Regions from separate parts of the Homo sapiens genome. Here region 1 is linked to region 2. Evidence: read pairs that join two places in POLR2A ChIA-PET (ENCODE). Cell type or tissue: IMR-90. All regions are shown on one strand. Each heading gives the region's core, and the rest is flanking DNA. Links, peaks and the distances in the headings are about the cores only.

The links. ChIA-PET counts read pairs that join two places held together with the same protein. Peaks named below come from ENCODE experiments on the same cell type or tissue, not always from the same donor. Only the 100,000 strongest peaks of a DNase experiment are listed, where the experiment ranks them.
Region 1: POLR2A ChIA-PET joins it to region 2 with 5 read pairs; 1 of 35 experiments calls an interaction of 5 or more read pairs at or near these places.

What each region holds. Positions count from the first base shown.
Region 1 is chr11:45,895,003-45,901,085 of GRCh38, reverse strand. MAPK8IP1 (mitogen-activated protein kinase 8 interacting protein 1) reads right to left here. Exons shown (of 12, transcript NM_005456.4): 2 at 2,896-3,001; 3 at 634-948. LOC124902668 (a long non-coding RNA gene) reads left to right here and starts at 1,551. Exons shown (of 3, transcript XR_007062664.1): 1 at 1,551-1,634; 2 at 1,995-2,040; 3 at 2,615-2,690. RefSeq lists silencers at 938-1,117, 1,394-1,688 and enhancers at 1,014-1,308, 1,527-2,196, 3,823-4,692, 4,693-5,564. In IMR-90, for the core only: no CTCF peak of the experiment used is centred there; a DNase peak (open chromatin) is centred at 1,195; H3K4me3 peaks cover 954 bases; H3K27ac peaks cover 480 bases.
Region 2 is chr11:46,287,990-46,298,489 of GRCh38, reverse strand. The region is part of intron 1 of CREB3L1 (cAMP responsive element binding protein 3 like 1); the gene reads right to left. Among named protein-coding and RNA genes, the nearest start is that of CREB3L1, 16 kb to the right of the region's middle. RefSeq lists a silencer at 2,744-2,823 and an enhancer at 6,643-7,346. In IMR-90, for the core only: no CTCF peak of the experiment used is centred there; a DNase peak (open chromatin) is centred at 4,659; H3K27ac peaks cover 2,500 bases.

The DNA of each region.
Region 1 (6,083 bases), core at 32-2,531, 390 kb after region 2:
CAAAGGGCCACAGCCAGCTCCCCCAACCCTATTCAACTCTCCTTGGCATCCAGCCACCCTCCCAGGGGCCCTAGGTCCCCAACTTAGCCAAGCAGCTCCATCTCCCATTCCTCCCCCCTGCCTTCTGGGAATTCGCAGCTGCCCAGATCTTAAACTGGCTGTGGCCCCTGAGCTTCCCATCCCCACCTCGCCACGATCTCCCACGGCCTCCCCCACGATGACCATTTCAGATGCCCTTTTCTCCAGGCCCTGCTCCTGCTCCACTTTCACCAGGAGCCCCATATCCTAAAGGAGAAACCCTGTCACAGCCTGAGGTCCCAGGCTCCAAACCCTTCGAACCCCTCAAAGCCTCATTCTCTTAATTCCCTACTCCTCTCCTAACCCCAGTCCTTCCCTCCTTCAATCCCGCCTCAAGGCTCCAAGCCCGGCCAGCTGGACTCAGCCCCCTCTTCGTAAGGATGGTTCTGCCCGCTCCTCGGATCCCAACACCGGGAGCGAGCCACCGCGGCCCCTATGCAGGCGCTGTCCCCAGGCACTGGACCCGTGGGTGCCCCTTCCCGCTGCAGCCCCTCTGCGCTCCCCCTCACATCTCCGCGGCGGCCCAGGGCGCCGCCCCCCACGTTGGCGCCTCACCTGAGACCGCGGCACCTGCGGAAAGAGGTTGAGCGTGGTGGGCCGCTTGGGCCGGTACGTGTCCCCGCTGCCCGGGCCCTGGCTCTGGCCTTGGCTCTGGCCCTGGCCGCGGGACGCCGGCTCCTGGCCGGACTCGGCCTTGGGCGGCCCCGCTCCCGGCCGCCGGGCCGCGCGCTCCTCGTCGTCGTCCTCCTCGTCGTCCTCGGCCCCGGGAGTGTCCCCCGTCGCGTCGATCAGGTCCATCTGCAGCATCTCGGCCTGCAACCGGCTCCCCGCGCCGCCGCCGCCCGCAGAGAGCAGCCCGGCGCGCGGGGGCTGCACAGCGCACGGAGGGGCGTCAGGGGGCGGGGCCGGGGCGGGGCCGAGGCCGCTTGCACCGCCCCCCGCCCGGGCGAGTCCATTCTGTGGCGCGAAGGGGGCACGAGGGGAGCCGAGCAGGGGCCGCCGGAGACTGGGGCGCTCTCGCCCGTCCGCCGCGAGGAAGCGCGAGGCCGCCGCCTCCCCGATCCAGCCGTGCCTCTGACGGCCAGCACCTCCCCACAGTCCCCACCCCGGACTCCTTGCGCCCTCCCGTTCCCCTGGCAACGGCCGGTGACCTCACCGGGGTTGTAAGCCGAGCCCAGAGTGAAGTCACCGCTGTTGCTATGGGGACTCAGTGGTCGCCAAGGAGTTCGGGGTGGGGTGGGCAAGGGATGGGGGTTGGGGAAATAGTATTTGAAGGGGTCTTGAGGAAAACTGGAAAAACTGAGGCTCAGCCAAGCAAGGAACGGCGGAGACCTGAGAGGGATGGGAAGGAGACGCCGAGGGGGAGGGGCGAGCGGGGGCCAGGAACCAAGGCGGTGGCAGCCGCGCCCTAAGCCAGCTGGCCCGGGGCCCCTCCAGCCCTAGATCGGTCCTCCACGAGCCTGCCTTGAGGATGCAGAGCCCCATCTAGCTCCAGTTCTGCCGCCAACTCCCTGGCACCTTGGACAGATCCCCTGATCCTTCAGGCCCCCTCATCAGTTGAGTGGGGATAACACTACTGCCTCCCAGCCTCTGAGAGAGCTGAGTATTCACTGGAACGTGTGTGAAGCCCGCTGGAGCTTGTCTGAGGCCCCTTAGGGGCACACCTCTGGCCAGTAGTGCCTGGGGCCCCTGCCTAGCTCGGAGGCAACCCTCTCCAAGGCTCTGCTGGTGCAGCTGGGGGAGAGGGCAGGGTGAGAGTCCAGAACAGGTGCCTGACCTCTGAGAAGCTAAGTCAGGGCTCTGAGACCATTCCCCAAATCTAGAGGCCTCTGCCTCTTCCTGGCCTGGCCAGAGAGTGGAAGGTTGGGGTACTGGGGACTAGGGGATTATCCTCACCCCTTGGTTTCCTCTTGCAGAGCTTACTGAGTCTCTGGGAGTAGCAGGAGGTCAACACAGAGACAGGTACTCCCTCCCCAAGGCACACCTCACGCTCCTATGGTAACCACTCTCCTGACACCGTATCTGGCTACCCGCCCTCTTGGGGGCTCAGAGGAGCTCTGGGCTCTAAAACCTAGCCCTGTGCTCTGTCCTCCATTTCCTGGCAAGCCGGCCCCTTCTTCCTGTTCTGAAAAGACATAGTTGGGATCCCCATCTGACCCCAGTTACCCAGGTGCTGGGGACCTCCTGGCAGCATTCAGATCTTTAGGGACAGGAGAGAGCCATCTTCCCTATGACAAAGCCAAGGGGCCCAAACCAGCAGCAATGCTGGGCAAACCCCTCAGTGGGGGCCTTTAGGACTATAGGCCAGAGAGGGTCTGGGAGGCCGCGTGGTGCCATCTGTCTGGTGTAATAGCAGCCAGCAGCCACAGGAGCTATTCCAGGGGTGCCTTGGCTGTTTCTTCCTGCCCTAAAGCACTGCAGATTCCACCAGACTCCACCCTGTCTGCCTCAGGCCCTCTGCCAGGGCTGCTCCCAAAAGGATTCAGGGGTAGCCCTGAGTCTCCCTTAAGTCTGGTCCTAATTGTTACTGCCCTAGGTCTCAAGACTTCCTGGCCTCTCCCATCTCGTGGGCAGTTGAAGGAGCTACTTCCTGTCTTAGTCCCCGACAGCAGTAATAATAATAATAATACCAAATGAAATTCTGATTGTACACTCAAGACGTGCCAAGCAGTATACCTATGTTTCTTGCACATCATTTCATTTCATGAGGGTGCCAGCACAGACCTGAAACCCCCTTTGTCACTATGGGGATACCCTTACCCCTGTCCCTAGCCTTCCTGCCACCCCACTCAGGAGCTCCTGGGAGCTTGCCCTTACCCGTAAGGACAGGGTGTCTTTGCACTGTAAGCTGATGCCACACTCATCAGTGATCTCCGAGAGGTCTTCATCCTCAAACTCCTCCAGGCTGATGTCATGGGTGAGCCTGGTGGGGACAGGAAGCCAAAGTTACAACTCAGGGGCACTATGCCTGCTCACATCTCCCTGTTACCTCTTCCAGGGTGCAGCCTCTTGAAGGCCAAACACAGCCCCCAGAGGACAGGATTTGGGGTTCATCTGTATCAATGCAGGGGGTGGTCAGCAGGCAGGGAAAGAGCGAGGGGCTTGTGCCAAAAGGCAGTCCTCCTAGGGTGGCAGTGGAAGAGGAGGCTCCAGGTCACTCTGGCTCCTCCCTGGAAGCTGTCATTCTGTTGCCAACCAGCAGGCAGTGCTTAGAAGGCCCAACTGGTCAGAGCCTCCTCCCAGGGTCAAGGCAGGTGCCAAGGCCAGTTCACCATGGAGAATGTGGACTTGAGAAGAGCAGCCTGGAGTAGGGGAGCTCCCAGTGCAATCCCTGCAGTAGCAAGACCCGAGGCGCCGGCAGCAGCCTCAGAGGAGTGCCCCACGCCCCAGCTCAGGAAGACTCATGCCCCTTGAGCCCAGGGAACAAGCGAAGGAAAATCTGGTGTCAGTGTGGGTAGTTTCAGCCTATTCCAGAAAGGACTCCAGCCTCATGCTGTGCACTTGGTGGTCTCATCTCTTCAACCACAACATCTTCTCCTTATCCAGTGTAAGGACCCTGAACAGGAGGCTGCACAGATGGGGTCAGGAGAAGCCCCAGGTGGGACCAGAGGTGTTACAACCTTGGGAGACAGCTCAGAGCACCAGGGCACCAGAATACTAACCAGCTCCACTAGAACCCCCCTCTCCCTAGGCCAGCCCTGAGTCCCCACCTCAGAATGCAGGGCTGGGCCAGCCACTGCAAGGCAGCCTGTCTCTTGCTCACCTCTAGGTCCTGGGCACTCTGCCTGGCTTGCTGGGGGGGTGGTGGGGGGGTAGAACATTTAGGAAGTTGGGGAGAATGTATGAGCCTTTTCCCAAATAAGTCCAAGAAATTGAGGCACAGAGCAAGGGAAACCCACTAGTTCAAGGTCACCCAGGAGAGATGGTGGCTTAGCCCCCAGGGGAACCTAGGAGGCCCAGACTCCCTGCCACTCGCCTCATTCAGATCAGAGACCCTGAGCTCGATGGAGCTCACCCCAACTCGGTCTCCACCCCCGCCAGCCCCGGTAGCCCCTACCAGCGCTCCCATTGATCCTCCAACCAGCTGTCATTGTCTGGGCTCGAATCCATCTTCAGCACCAGCTGCATGGAGAGCCCTGCCCGGCCGGGGGGCTGCGGGGCCCCAGGGCTGCCCTCTCATGCCCGGAAGGGTGGGGGGGCCAGGGCTCAAGGCAGGGCTGGGGGCCTCTGGCCTCCACCGCTTGGGCCTGTCTTTCTGCGTCCTGCCTGCTGCAGAAGCCTGGGGAGCTCATTAAAAATAGACAGGCCAGGAGAGGAGGCTGCAGCTGCCGACCCGGGTCCCAGCCCCAGCTCTTCCCAGCGCAGCCCTCAGCTGCAGGCACCTTCCTCCCGGCTGGCCTGGCCCTTGCGCTGCTGCCGCTGTGGCCGCCTCCCTCACGGGATCAGGTTACTGCAATCAATGCCACTGGCTCCACCTGCCCTTCCAATGCCCCTGTCGGGGGCTGAGTGGCCCCCCCTCCCTGGCCCAGGCTTGTAAGTAGATGGCAGAAATCTAGGATGTTTCCCCCCAAAAGCCAGCCCTTGGTTGGCTTTAAAGGGCCAGTTCCCCAGTCAGGGTGCCAGGTGGGAGATGAAGGGGGGCTTCCCAAACACCCTAAGAATGAACACTCGGTTTGCACTGCCATAGGCTCAGCCCCCCGACCTCATCAGAGAGGCTTCTGTGGGCCCAGGCTGCATCCAAACTGGGTTTGATCTGGGCTGCCTCCTTCTGCAGCCAGAGCTTGAGCCTTCAGGACCCAGGAAGGCAGGGCCTATGGAAGCAGGAGGCACCAGAGCCACAGCTAAGGGCAGGCCAGTGTTTGGGCCCTTAGAGCAGAGCTGGAAGGGCTGCTGTGTGGTAATGAGCTTCCTCTCCCTTTGGAATGACATAAACAGAACCTGGAGGCCCCTGGAGGGCACTGCACAGAGGGGTGGGGAATGGGGGCTGGATGGACAAGGTGCCCTGTAGGGTCACGTCTGACCTGCAGCCCAAGGGTGGTGGTTCCCCAGGCCATGGGGAGGGTGTGGCTGGCCAGCTGGGGTGGAAGTGGGGAGGAGGGCCTGGCCCAGAAGCCAGAGCAGCCCTCCTCCGTCCGGCCAGGGCAGGGTGGCATCTCAGGCTCAGGGACAAAAACCCAGTGGCCAGCACCAAGTAAGTGTTCAATTCACACTGGTTGCCCAGATGGTCACCGAGAAGGCCAGTGGTGCAAAAGGGAGCCCCTGGTACTCAGATGGCATGGGAGAGCTGCAGGACCGCTGACCCAGAGGTGCCCTGAAATGCCCCTGCTCTGCCAGTGACCTCTGCACATATATATATATATATATATATATATATTTTTTTTTTTTTTTGAGACGGCCTTTCGCTCTGTCACCCAGGCTGGAGAGCAATGACATGATCTTGGCTCACCGCAGCCTCTGCCACCTGGGTTCAAGTGATTCTCCTGCCTCAGCCTCTTGAGTAGCTGGGATTGCAGGTGTGCATCACCATACCTGGTTAATTTTTGTATTTTTAGTAGAGACAGGGTTTCACCATGTTGGCCAGGCTAGTCTTGAACTCCTGACCTCAGGTGATCTGCTCGCCTCGGCTTCTCAAAGTGCTGGGATTGCAGGCGTGAGCCATGGTGCCCAGCCCCCCTGCACACATCTGTGTCTCCTCACACATGGCTCCGCTTCCTCACTGCCAAGCCCTAGTCCAGCTCCTGCCTCTGCCCTCCCAGATGTCCCCACTGGCCTGTCTGTCTCAGTCTCCCTATGCCTGCACCATCCCACTCCACCTGCCACTATCAGGCAAAACTGCCAGAAATGCCATCATCCCTCCCGCCCCACTTGGAACCCTCAAGGCTCTCCACTAGCAGCAGGTTCCTGTGCCTGCAGGCAAGGCCTCCAGCTCCATGCGTAGTCTGCGTGGGCACTGTGTCTCCCCAGTGCCAAACCCAGTGCTCAGAGGGAGCACGTGGCAGACTCTC
Region 2 (10,500 bases), core at 3,636-6,135:
CTGGCCTCAAGTGATCTGCCCGCCTCGGCCTTCCAAAGTGCTGGGATTACAGGTGTAGGCCACCGTGCCTGTCCAATAAATGTTTCTATTGTTTGTTCCTTATTTATTGAACGAATGAATTTGCTGGTGGGTCAGAAGAGATGGGGGATGGGGGGCTGCCTTAGGTCCTGAAGCCCTGCCTGCTGAGTGGTTAAAGGCTTGTGCCAGGGGATTCCTTCAAGGTCTGGAGTTGTTGGCCCTTTCTGGCCTGGAATATTGGGAGCCTGTCCCAACCTGGAAGGTAATGAGCAGAGAAGCCTTCTGTATGAGCATAAGGTTCAGGGCCACATGAGTCTGTCTGCATGGAGTAGGAGATGAACACGAGCTCTGGAGTCACATAGACGTGCTTTTGACTCCTAGCTCCACCACTTGCTAAGTTGCTTAACTTCCCCGTGCCTCAGTTTCCTTATCCGTAAGGGGAAAATAATAGTTCCTACCTCATAGTGTTGCCATGAGGATCTAAAATTTTGTTAGATTAGTACTCACCTCATAGGAGTATGAGGGTAAAATGAGTAAATACTGTACATATAAAACACAGAACAGTGCCTGCTACAGAGTGAATGCTCGATCATTGTTAGTTATCGTCATCATGAAAACTGCAGCCCCTAAACTCTGTCCCCGAGCTGAGCTTGGAACCAATGGTGGGAGTTGTGGGGGGAATGTTTGGCCTTTCCCTCCAAACAAAGCCTGATGAGATAATCCAGGACAAAATGAGCTCAGAAGCCCCATTGGCAGGGGTACTCTCCCACTTCCCAGTTTGCCAGCAATCAATCATCATCCTACATTTCTGTTGTGCTTTTAACCCAAAGTGCTCTCCTATGCATTATTTCATTTAATCTTCACAATTATCCAATGAGACAAGACAAATGCATATTGGCATTTGACAGAGAGAGAAACTGAGGCCAAGGGCGCTAATGCAGCAGGGAGGTGCCCACCATCCCTCACTGTCCAGTCTTTTACAACTGCAGCAGACCCTCCCCGGTCCGGTAATTGCCCTGAAGCAGGGTTTGCACCCTGTTCACCTGCTGCCTTCCAGCACCTGGCTCATGATACTGGTGGAGGGACAGGGCCTTAGAACCCAGATGGCAATGCCATCAGCATACCAATTGTCCATCAATACCTGGAGTGAGGCAGTACCAGGAGGTCAGAGCTGAATGAGTTTCTAAGAATCACTGTGATCCCAGACAGAGGCCATTTACAGGGTATAACCACCCCCCAACCACCCAGCCAGCCACAGCCAGGGCCGCGCTGGCTACACCCTCCGCAGAGCCCGGGCCTGCCGGCTGGGGGCGCTTCCGCCAGTTCTCTCCCTTAGGGTCTCTCAAAGGCCTGGTGTTGGGCCCAGTGGGAGGGGGCTGTGAGCAGAGGGAGCCGGTGAGTCAGCCGCTAAGGTATTTCTCCAGCAGCTGCTTCTCAGGCGATAAGGGTTTGCCAAGCCCCTTCCTGGGGCCTGGGAGAGGAAAGATGCTTCCTCGGATCTGGGCTGGACTCCCTGAAGGCCTTGGCTCAGGCAGATGACCCAGGTTCTTCCCAGAGACCCTTTTAGGGTGCCCACAGGAAACTGCTTAGAGAGCTCAGCTGGCCCCATTGTGTGAGCAGTCCCCACCCCACCTGCTAGAAACAGCAGCCAAAACCCAGCAGGATGGAGCTTCCAGAGCAACGGGAGCCAAGTGGAAGGGGAGGGCGGCCAAGGGGCAGGCGGGGTGGGGGTGGAGGACACTCCGACGCCCAGGTCCTCTTTGCGCCGGGCTTCTTCAGGTGCTGGGTGGACGGTGGGCGCGTCCCATCATCCCTAGGCCCACCTCGCCCTCCTGGGAGCACTGCCATCAGGGACTCCCCTAGAGCGCTCTGCGGCCCTAGTTCCGTCTGATGCCTGGCCTCTCATGGCGGCTAAGGTAGGGTTGGTTTCTATCACCAAGTTAGAGGCAGAAGGGACGGGAGAAAGCTCCCCGACGGTCCCCTGCCCCTCGTTCCCCCCCTCCTATTTCTTAGTAGAGAAAACTCCAGTCCAGAGAGGGAAACACAGCTACCCAGGACGCACAGTGAGCGAGCTGGTGATGTCCGGGGCTGCAAAGTGAGCTGGTGAAGTCCAGGGCTGCCCTGGCGTGTGCGGGACCTTCTGGTCCTCTCACTCCTTCCACCGCATCCACTTGGCCCCATCCCTGGAAAGCCCATTTTGGAGACCTCAGACCTCCTCCGCTCCAGCACGCCCCCTTGTCCCCTCTACCCCCAACCACACCCAGCCCTCCCTCCACTTCACACACAAAAGTTCAGGTTTAGATTGTCCGATGGAAATTGGGGAGCAAGAGCAAGGGGTCGGCGGCCAGGAGTTCACGAACTTCAGGGGAGCCATGTGTCAACGCTCTGAGGGCGACAGGGTTCTGCAGGGGGTGAGCGTCCTACAGGGGTGCCTTTCCAGGCAACGGGGGTGGGAAGCCGGAGAAGGACATATTATGATTTGTTTCCCTCCTCGTTAAAGACTTTTTCCTATAGTCGTGCCAATATAAGCTCCTTCTCGGCTGTCACGCGCAGCCGGCGCCGGCTTCCCTCCCTTGGAGGAGAGGTTCCCGAGCTCTCCTGCTTGCAGACCTGCGTACCCCTCTTCTCGGCTGCACCCTCTCTTGGAGCCTGGCCTCAGCCGCCCGCCCTTTAAATTTTAGAGAAGGATCCGGGTGCCGCCGTCCTGGAGCGGCCCACAAAGGGTTAACCCGGGAACACCCGGGGCCGCCCCTCACCGGAATCCGGCCTGCTCACTGGTGGGAGCCGCAGAGCTCCTGGCCAATGGCGGGAGGCTGCGAGCAGCAGCCGGTGGCGGCGTGGAGGGCACCGGAGGAGTGCAGGGCTCGCGCGGAGGAGGGTCCCGGCCTGCGCCGACGGCCCGCGGCTGAGGGAGCGCAGGGTGCACTGGCTCGGGCCTGCATGGGACCCCTTCTGCGTCTGGGGCCGAGGCAGAAATGGCCTGGCCGTCTCACGGTGTCCTAAACCCCTCATCAGTAGCGCGGCCCCGCCCCCACCCCCGCAGGGAGAAGTGGAGACCGAGGGTCTCCCCGACGACCCCGACTCAAAGGGCGAGCCGGGCCTTAAATCCCCTTGCAGCTCCATCTCGAATCGTCCTACCGTGGGGCGCTTTGGTGGCTGTCTCTGGTGGCGGCAGAGGGGACTCTCCCGGGGCAGTAATGGTACCAGCTCTAGCCTTGTTTTACCCCTCCCTAAATTCCTTCCCCAAGGTCAGTGCAGAGACAGGGTAAAGCTCTGGGGGCGCAGCTGCCTGCTGGGGTCGGTGTAGGAGAATGGTTTCCCTGACCAGAAGCAGCCTCAGCGCGCCCTCTTCCCTCAGGTCCCTGGCTCCTTGGCGCCTGCACCCCCACTCCTAACTTCTGCCCCTCCCCCGGCCCAGGCTGGTTCAGTCTGTGCTTGGGGAAAGGAGGGAGGAGACCAGAGCGGGTCCAGGCTGAGCTGTGGGATAAGGGGTGGGGGGGAATCCTGAGCCCGGACATTCCTTCCGAGAGAGTGAGAGCTAGGGAGAGATGGGAGGAGAGGCCTCTCACATTTCCCCCTTTCTTTCCCCCCGCAGGCTGGGGCCCACAGACCCCCCCACACCCCAACACACACTGACCCATGCATTCCCGGACGGTTACTTGCCTCGTGGTCACTAGAAAATTGTCCCCATTTCAAGCTGAAGGGCCTTCAGTCTGAGTCACTGCTGTGCCTAGGGGGCGGGGAGTGGTGAGAGCAGGGAGAGGAGGTGGGCCCCTTGAGTCCCCGGTTGTCAGCAGACCCCCCTGTCCTTAAGCATTGCCATCCAGTAGCTGGGGTTCCTACGAGGCCCAGGCCTTGCCTTCCCAGAGCTAAAGCCGCCCTGTGAAGGAGAAAACGCACTGAACTGAAACTCAGGAGGCCCTAATTCAAGACCCAGGTGTGCTCTGAGACCTGGGCAGTGGCAGGTGTCTCCTCTCCTGGCCTCGGTTTCCTCATCCATTACAGTCTGTGTCTTTATGGAAGCGCGGTTGACAGGGGCCTAGAAAAGTGAATTAGTCTTCAGAACGTGGGCCTTTTTCCTCTGCCCTGGCCTTTTGGGGACTGGATGGTGTGAAACCAGTTCTCCTGGTCCCTGGAGCCAGTCCCTCCCTGAGTCTTCCTGGCAGAGTATGGGGGTTAAGGGAGCACGTTGTTCTGACCCCCGACCTCACTCTCAGCCCCCAGTCCCCATAGGCCTAGGGAAGGCGGCTGCTGAAGTTTCATATTTTCCCCTACCGAACTGGTCACCACAGATCCCAAGTCCAAATAAGCAGAAATACTTCGGTGTGTGTGTGCACGCATGCATGTGCACATGCTACACAGATGTGGGCTGAGGGGTTCCTTTGTACACAGGGAAACACCACCTCTCTGACACCACATAGTGAAAAGTACACTCATCGACACATTCAGCCAGTTCCATGTGCAGCCTTGTACAGGCGCTATCACACATACAGATACCCTCACAGAGTCACATAGGCTGACGCTGTCAGGTATGAACACAAACTCAACAAGACACACTCATCAGATGTGATCAGACAAACAGTGATTCACACCCCTACGCTCACACACATGCGAAGTCACCCCAGACACAGGATCACACAGACATGGTCACGCATACTCGCTGTCACACACACACCATCTCACATAACCACAGAACTAAATGTTGGCTGCCAAGCCAGCATCTCAGTGCCTGAGATGACTGAGTCATGTGAACACCAGTGAGGGAGATTTGGGAGCCCCGGGCTTGCATGGGGCTGGGACACTGAGGGCTGGGACTGAAGAAAGCGCCAACATGGGGACTGAGCTTTTCTTTGCCAGTGTGTGCTGGAGAAAGGAAGGAGAGAGGAATCAGCAGGCTGGCGCCAGCCGCGGGCTACTTCAAGGCAGAGCAGAGTCCTGGGGAGGGTGTGTATTCTCTGCAGCCCCCTAGCCCTGTTAGTCTGGCCCTTCCATTGCCCCTCCTGACACTGGTAACCTTGTCCTGGTCAGGCCATAGCTTCCTCATTTTCCCAGCCAGCCCCTGGCATCTTCTTACCAGGCAGCCCATGCGCTGTGGTCCAACCCTGGGGTGGGCACCAGGCACTGTCTGGGCAGGAGGAAGCGATGGCAGCGAGTGCCGCCGCCCAGGGCTGGGATTAGCTGTGTCTGGCACCTCCGAGGGCACAGCAGCCCACGGTCTGGCTGCTGGAGATGCTGGTCTATAGGCAGCGGCCAGGGGATCCCTGCAGGGCAGCTTAGGACACCGGAAACCGAGTGCCGGGGTTGGCGCAGGGGCCTCTGGAGAATAAGGGCATCTAGTCACATTCATTTATTCATCATTCATGCATTTGTTCGGTATTTACTCAGCACCTACTGGGTGCCCAGCTTTGTGGATACAGAGATGAACAAGATCCAGTTCCTGCTCTCAAAAGGCTTTCTGACCAATGGTGTGACAATGAAGGGTAAGTCCAAGTCTCAAACTCTGATCCCTCTCCAGAGCATTCTCCACCTTACATGAAGAGAGATCTTCTAGGCCACTCAAGGGGGCTCACACTTGTAATCCTAGCACTTTGGAAGGCCAAGGTGGGAAGATTGCTTGAGGCCAAGAGTTTGAGACCAGCCTGGGCAACATAGCGAGATCCCATCTCTAAAAAAAAAAAAATTTAAAAATATTAGCCAGGTGTGGTGGGTAATCCCAGTCACTCAGGAGGCTGAAGGAGGATTACTTGAGCCCAGGAGTTTGAGGCTGCAGTGAGCTATGATTACACCACTACACTCCAGCCAGGGCAACAGAGCAAGACCCTGTCTCTAAAAAACGGGATCTTCTAAAACTTAGAAGTCCTATGTCATTTCTCTGCTCCATTGATGAGGAACTTGTACTCATCATCAGTGAATCATGGCTCCCTACTACCCTTAGGATAGAGTACAGGTTCCTTGGTGTAGCTTCAAATGATCCAGCCGTATTGCCTATATGTCTTGCTGTGTCCAATTCTCGTTTGAATCTGCAAAGCCTAGCATTGGTCCCCGCACACAGTGGATGCTCAGGCATTCACGGAGTGACTGACTGACTGGATGAGTGTGTGAATAAAGGAGTGTGTCAGAGAGCTTATGGAGTCAGGCCCTTTTTTCTGTAGCAGAGAGCCTCCAGGAATGACCGTCCCGAATCTTGCTCTGATGCCAGCTTGCTTCTGCTCCAGGCAGAGTTTCCATGTGTTTGGACCCCTTCCCTCGGCTCCTCCCTAGTGGGGCCGCTGTACCCATTCTCCGGGTTGTTCTTCCTTCCCTAAGCCTTTCTGTTCTTAAGCCCCAGCAGACCAGGTACCTGGGAAGCACAGACTCCACTCAGTGCTGGAATTGCTGTCCCCCCAGACCCTGTCAGGCCTAAGGGTATAAACAGAACACAGTGGCCAACCCGCCAGGGCTGCTCTCTCGGCCCCTGGCCAGCTGGAAGGCCCTCCTCGCCTGGAGCCTACCGCCTCACTCTGGCTGGAATTCCCTTGGCCTCTCCCCTCTCCTCAGTGTACTCAGCATTCAGCCTCTGACATCCTCAGCGGTCCTGGCCTGAGTTGTCCTCAGGTTTTATTTTTGGAAGGAGTGGTATTCTCTCTCCTTATTTACTCCCTTCTTTCAGGGAAGGTGTGGGACCCCTGGGCTCAGCTGGGGATTAGGCTATTGACTCCAATCCCTGGGGTCTGGAGCTCTCTGGGCCTCCAAGGGAGGGGACCTCCAAAGACTCTTGACCCACCCGATGCTTCAAAGCCAGCTGTCTCTGCCTTCCTTCCCCCACCCAGTAGGTGACTAATGCTTGCCCTTGCCCTTCTTGAAGAGCCCTGCAACGGCCAAAAGAAATCATTACAATTTTCGAACTGAAAGGAATTTTGGCATCATTAGGTCCACCCCCTCTTACGTGAAGAGGCAAAGCAGTTCAATGGTTATAAGCAAGGGAGTCAGACGGACCTGGTTCTAATCCTGGTTCTGCTATACACTGTGCAGGCTTTGGACAAGTTACTTAACCTCTCTAAGCCTCAGTCCTGAGTATAAAATGGGAACGTTCATATCCACCCCACCAGGTTGCTGTGAGGATTAAATGAGACAACAATTGCGAAGTGCTTTATATAATGCAGGACATATAGGAGGAAGGCTCTCATTAAATGTAGCTGTTATTATTACAGATGAAGAAAACCGAGAGCTGGGGATGGGAGTGCACTTGCCTGGGGTCACACAGCCCAAGGTAAGCAGCCGTTTCCAGAGTCATTCATTTGTCTCTATCTCCCTTCCAAGGAGAAGAGAAGGACTGGCACCAGCCCAAAGGCACATTTTCCTTGAGTCAGTCGGATGGGCAAACCACTGGGTCTTCAGTGCCTCCCTCCTGCCATCATACCCTGGCCCACCTCTGTGGCAAGCATTTCCTCCATTGCCCCAGGGGCCTCTTTCTTGCTCACTGAGGGTCAGGGGTCTGGGGAAGAGACCCCAGTACTCAGCCCCAAGTGGCCCCCAGGCCAGTGGGACTCTGAGGGGAGCGGGGAGTGCTGGGTCCTGACATCACAGAGCAGAGAAGCTAGAGCCACAGTTATGCAGGCCAGCTGGGGCCCTTCCAGTGCATCCAGATGTCTCAGGAATGTGCTGAGCTGGGAACTACCACCTTCCTTGCCTCCCCACCCCCAACCCCTCATCCCCTTGCTTGCTCAAGCTCTGCCTCCGCCCACCCCCTTGGCTCCTCCTCTTTCATCTCTCCCTGGGAGGCCTCCTGTACACTGTCCCTCTGGCACCGTGCCACAGTCAGGCTCCCTGTTAGTCCTCTGAAGGGATTGTCAGAGGCAGGAGCCCTTCCCCTCCTGCAGACCCCAGGGGCTGAACTTGTGGGGTGGAAGGAGATGGGAGCTAACTGGGAGGAGAGAGTTCCAAGCAGATAGTGCATGCCAGATCCCAAATGTGGAAGTGATTTGCAGCCCTGGAGAGAAAGGGGTGAAGGCCTTGGGGCGGCAGAGGGCAGGGCTGGAAGGATGGTGAGTGGGGCTCTGGGCATCTTGTCCCAGCCAATGGGTAAGAGGGTCAAGGAGCTGGTGTGCCAGGCTGGGCTGGGCTCAGGAGGAGGGTTCAGACCCTCCTAGGCCCCTGGGGTTCATAGAGACATGCTTTGTCTGATAGTAGAGGGTCCTGAAGTATTGGAGGAGATGGGGGAATCTTGTTAGGGTCCTGGTGTTGGGCCAGGAGCCAGGACATGGTTCAGGCTGGAGCTCCCAGCCCCAAAGAGGAACAGCCTGTCCCTTTGCAAGGGCGGAGTTGCCTTGGGCCTCCCCAGGCCAGCCTAGCTCTCAGTGCTGGGGGTGAAGGAGCCAGAAGGGAACTGGTACTCCTGGCCCAGTGCGAGAGTCACATCAGGGCACTGAATAGTAGAAATCAGAGGAGAGAAGGGACCTGGAGTCAGCTGCTGTCCTGGGCTCAGGGAGGTCCCACAACTCTGTTCCCCCTGGGGGAGAGTCCCTGATCACCCAGACAGGCTGACAGCTGAGATCCGCCTGATGGACCGCAGGCCTCCTAGCACTGAGACCCTTCAGAGGAGCTGGTGACCATCACCTGGTGCAACCCAGAACTATCGTTGGCTCCCTCCTGCCTGCTGAAAAACTCCCAGCTCCTCAGCATGATACTCAAGGACTGTCAGAAACTGATCCCAACTTACCACTAGAGCTGGAGCCCCCTCATTTTCTCTCCTCTCCAGGCTAGTTGGATGGACCATTCCCAGCTCCTTAAACCTGCTGTGGTCCCCATGGCTGTAGGACCTTTGCTTATACCTCTCCTGGTGCCTGCAGTGTTTTGTCCTTTATCTCCTCATTCTAACTCTTCCTATCCTTTAAGGGGCCAACTCAAATGCTGCTTCCTCCAAGAAGCCTTCCCTGATCACCAAGCTTGAAGAGTAATCTCCCTCTCTGTTCTACCACAGCACTTACAGACTGTTAGGTCATTGGTTAATGTCATGCCCTGAACTCTAATTACACACAATGGGATCCAGCTGTCCTTCTAAACGTTACCCTTCTTTCGGGTAGATCAAGGACAGGTTTCATCTTTTTTGTTTTGGAGATGGGGTCTCACTCTGTTGCCCAGGCTGGAGTGCAGTGGTACCATCTTGGGTCACTGCAACCTCTGCCTCCTGGGTTCAAGTGATTCTCCTGCCTCAGCCTCTCAAGTAGCTGGGACTACAGGAATGGACCACCATGTCTGGCTAATTTTTGTATTTTTTGGTAGAGACGGGGTTTCACTGTGTTGTCCAGGTTGGTCTTGAACTCCTGACCTCAAGTGATCCGCCTGCCTCAGCCTCCCAAAGTGCTGGGATTACAGGCGTGAGCCACCGCGCCTGGCCGGATTTCATCCTTGAACCCTCTGCAGAGCCTCAAACAGGGCCCAGCATATACTCTGCCTAATGGTAATGATCATAATATAATAACAGCGAATATTTATGTACCAGGCACTGCTCTAACTTCCTGCATGTAGTATCTCATTTAAGCTTCAAAGGATAAAGTGGGTCCTCTTAGTACCCTCACTTTATGGATGAGACGCTGAGGCTCAGAGTAGTTAAGCAGCTTGCCCAGGTTCATTCAGTTAGCAAGTGGTCAAGCGGGGATTTGAACCCAAGCTCTGATTGCAGAACCCACGCTCTTAAGCACCCACAACAACACTGGTTGCTGAAAGAATGATCCTGCTGCCCCATTGCAGCACCTAGTCCAGGGCCAGATACAAAATATGGGCCCCCACTCCACACACTGGGTTCATCCTGGGGATCCGGTTTTGCTCCTTTCCTGGCCATCCCTCTCCTGCTGCCCAGAAAGAGCCCTGAGAAGTGGCCTGGGGCTTTTTGGCTTTACCCAAAGGAAAGAGCCTTCCATCTCCAGAGAGTTGAGACAGAAAAATAAAATCCCCGTGATCAGGGCTCTGCAGGGCTGGACAAGGTGGGATATTCCTGCGAGGGCTGTCAAATGCCATGGGCCTTCCTTTTAAGCAATGACAGCAACAATCAAAATAAAAACAGCAAGGGGGACCACAGTCAATTATAACTTAATTTTAAAATAACTAAGAGGGCCGTGTGCGGTGGCTCACGCCTATAATCCCAGCACTTTGGGAGACTGAGGCGGGCGGATCACTTGAGGCCAGGAGTTTGAGACCAGCCTGGCCAACATAACAAAACCCCATCTCTGCTAAAAATACAAAAATCAGCCAGGTGTCATGGCGCATGCCTGTAATCCCAGCTACTCGGGAGACTGAGGCAGAGAATTGCTTGAACCTGGGAGGCGGAGGCTGCAGTGAGTGGAGGTCGCGCCATTGCATTCCAGCCTGGGCAACAGAGCGAGACTCCATCTCAAAAATAAATGAATAAATAAATAAATAAAATAAAAAAAAGAGTGTAATTGGATTGTTTGTAACACAAAGGATAAATGCCCGAGGGGATGGATACCCCATTCTCCATGACGT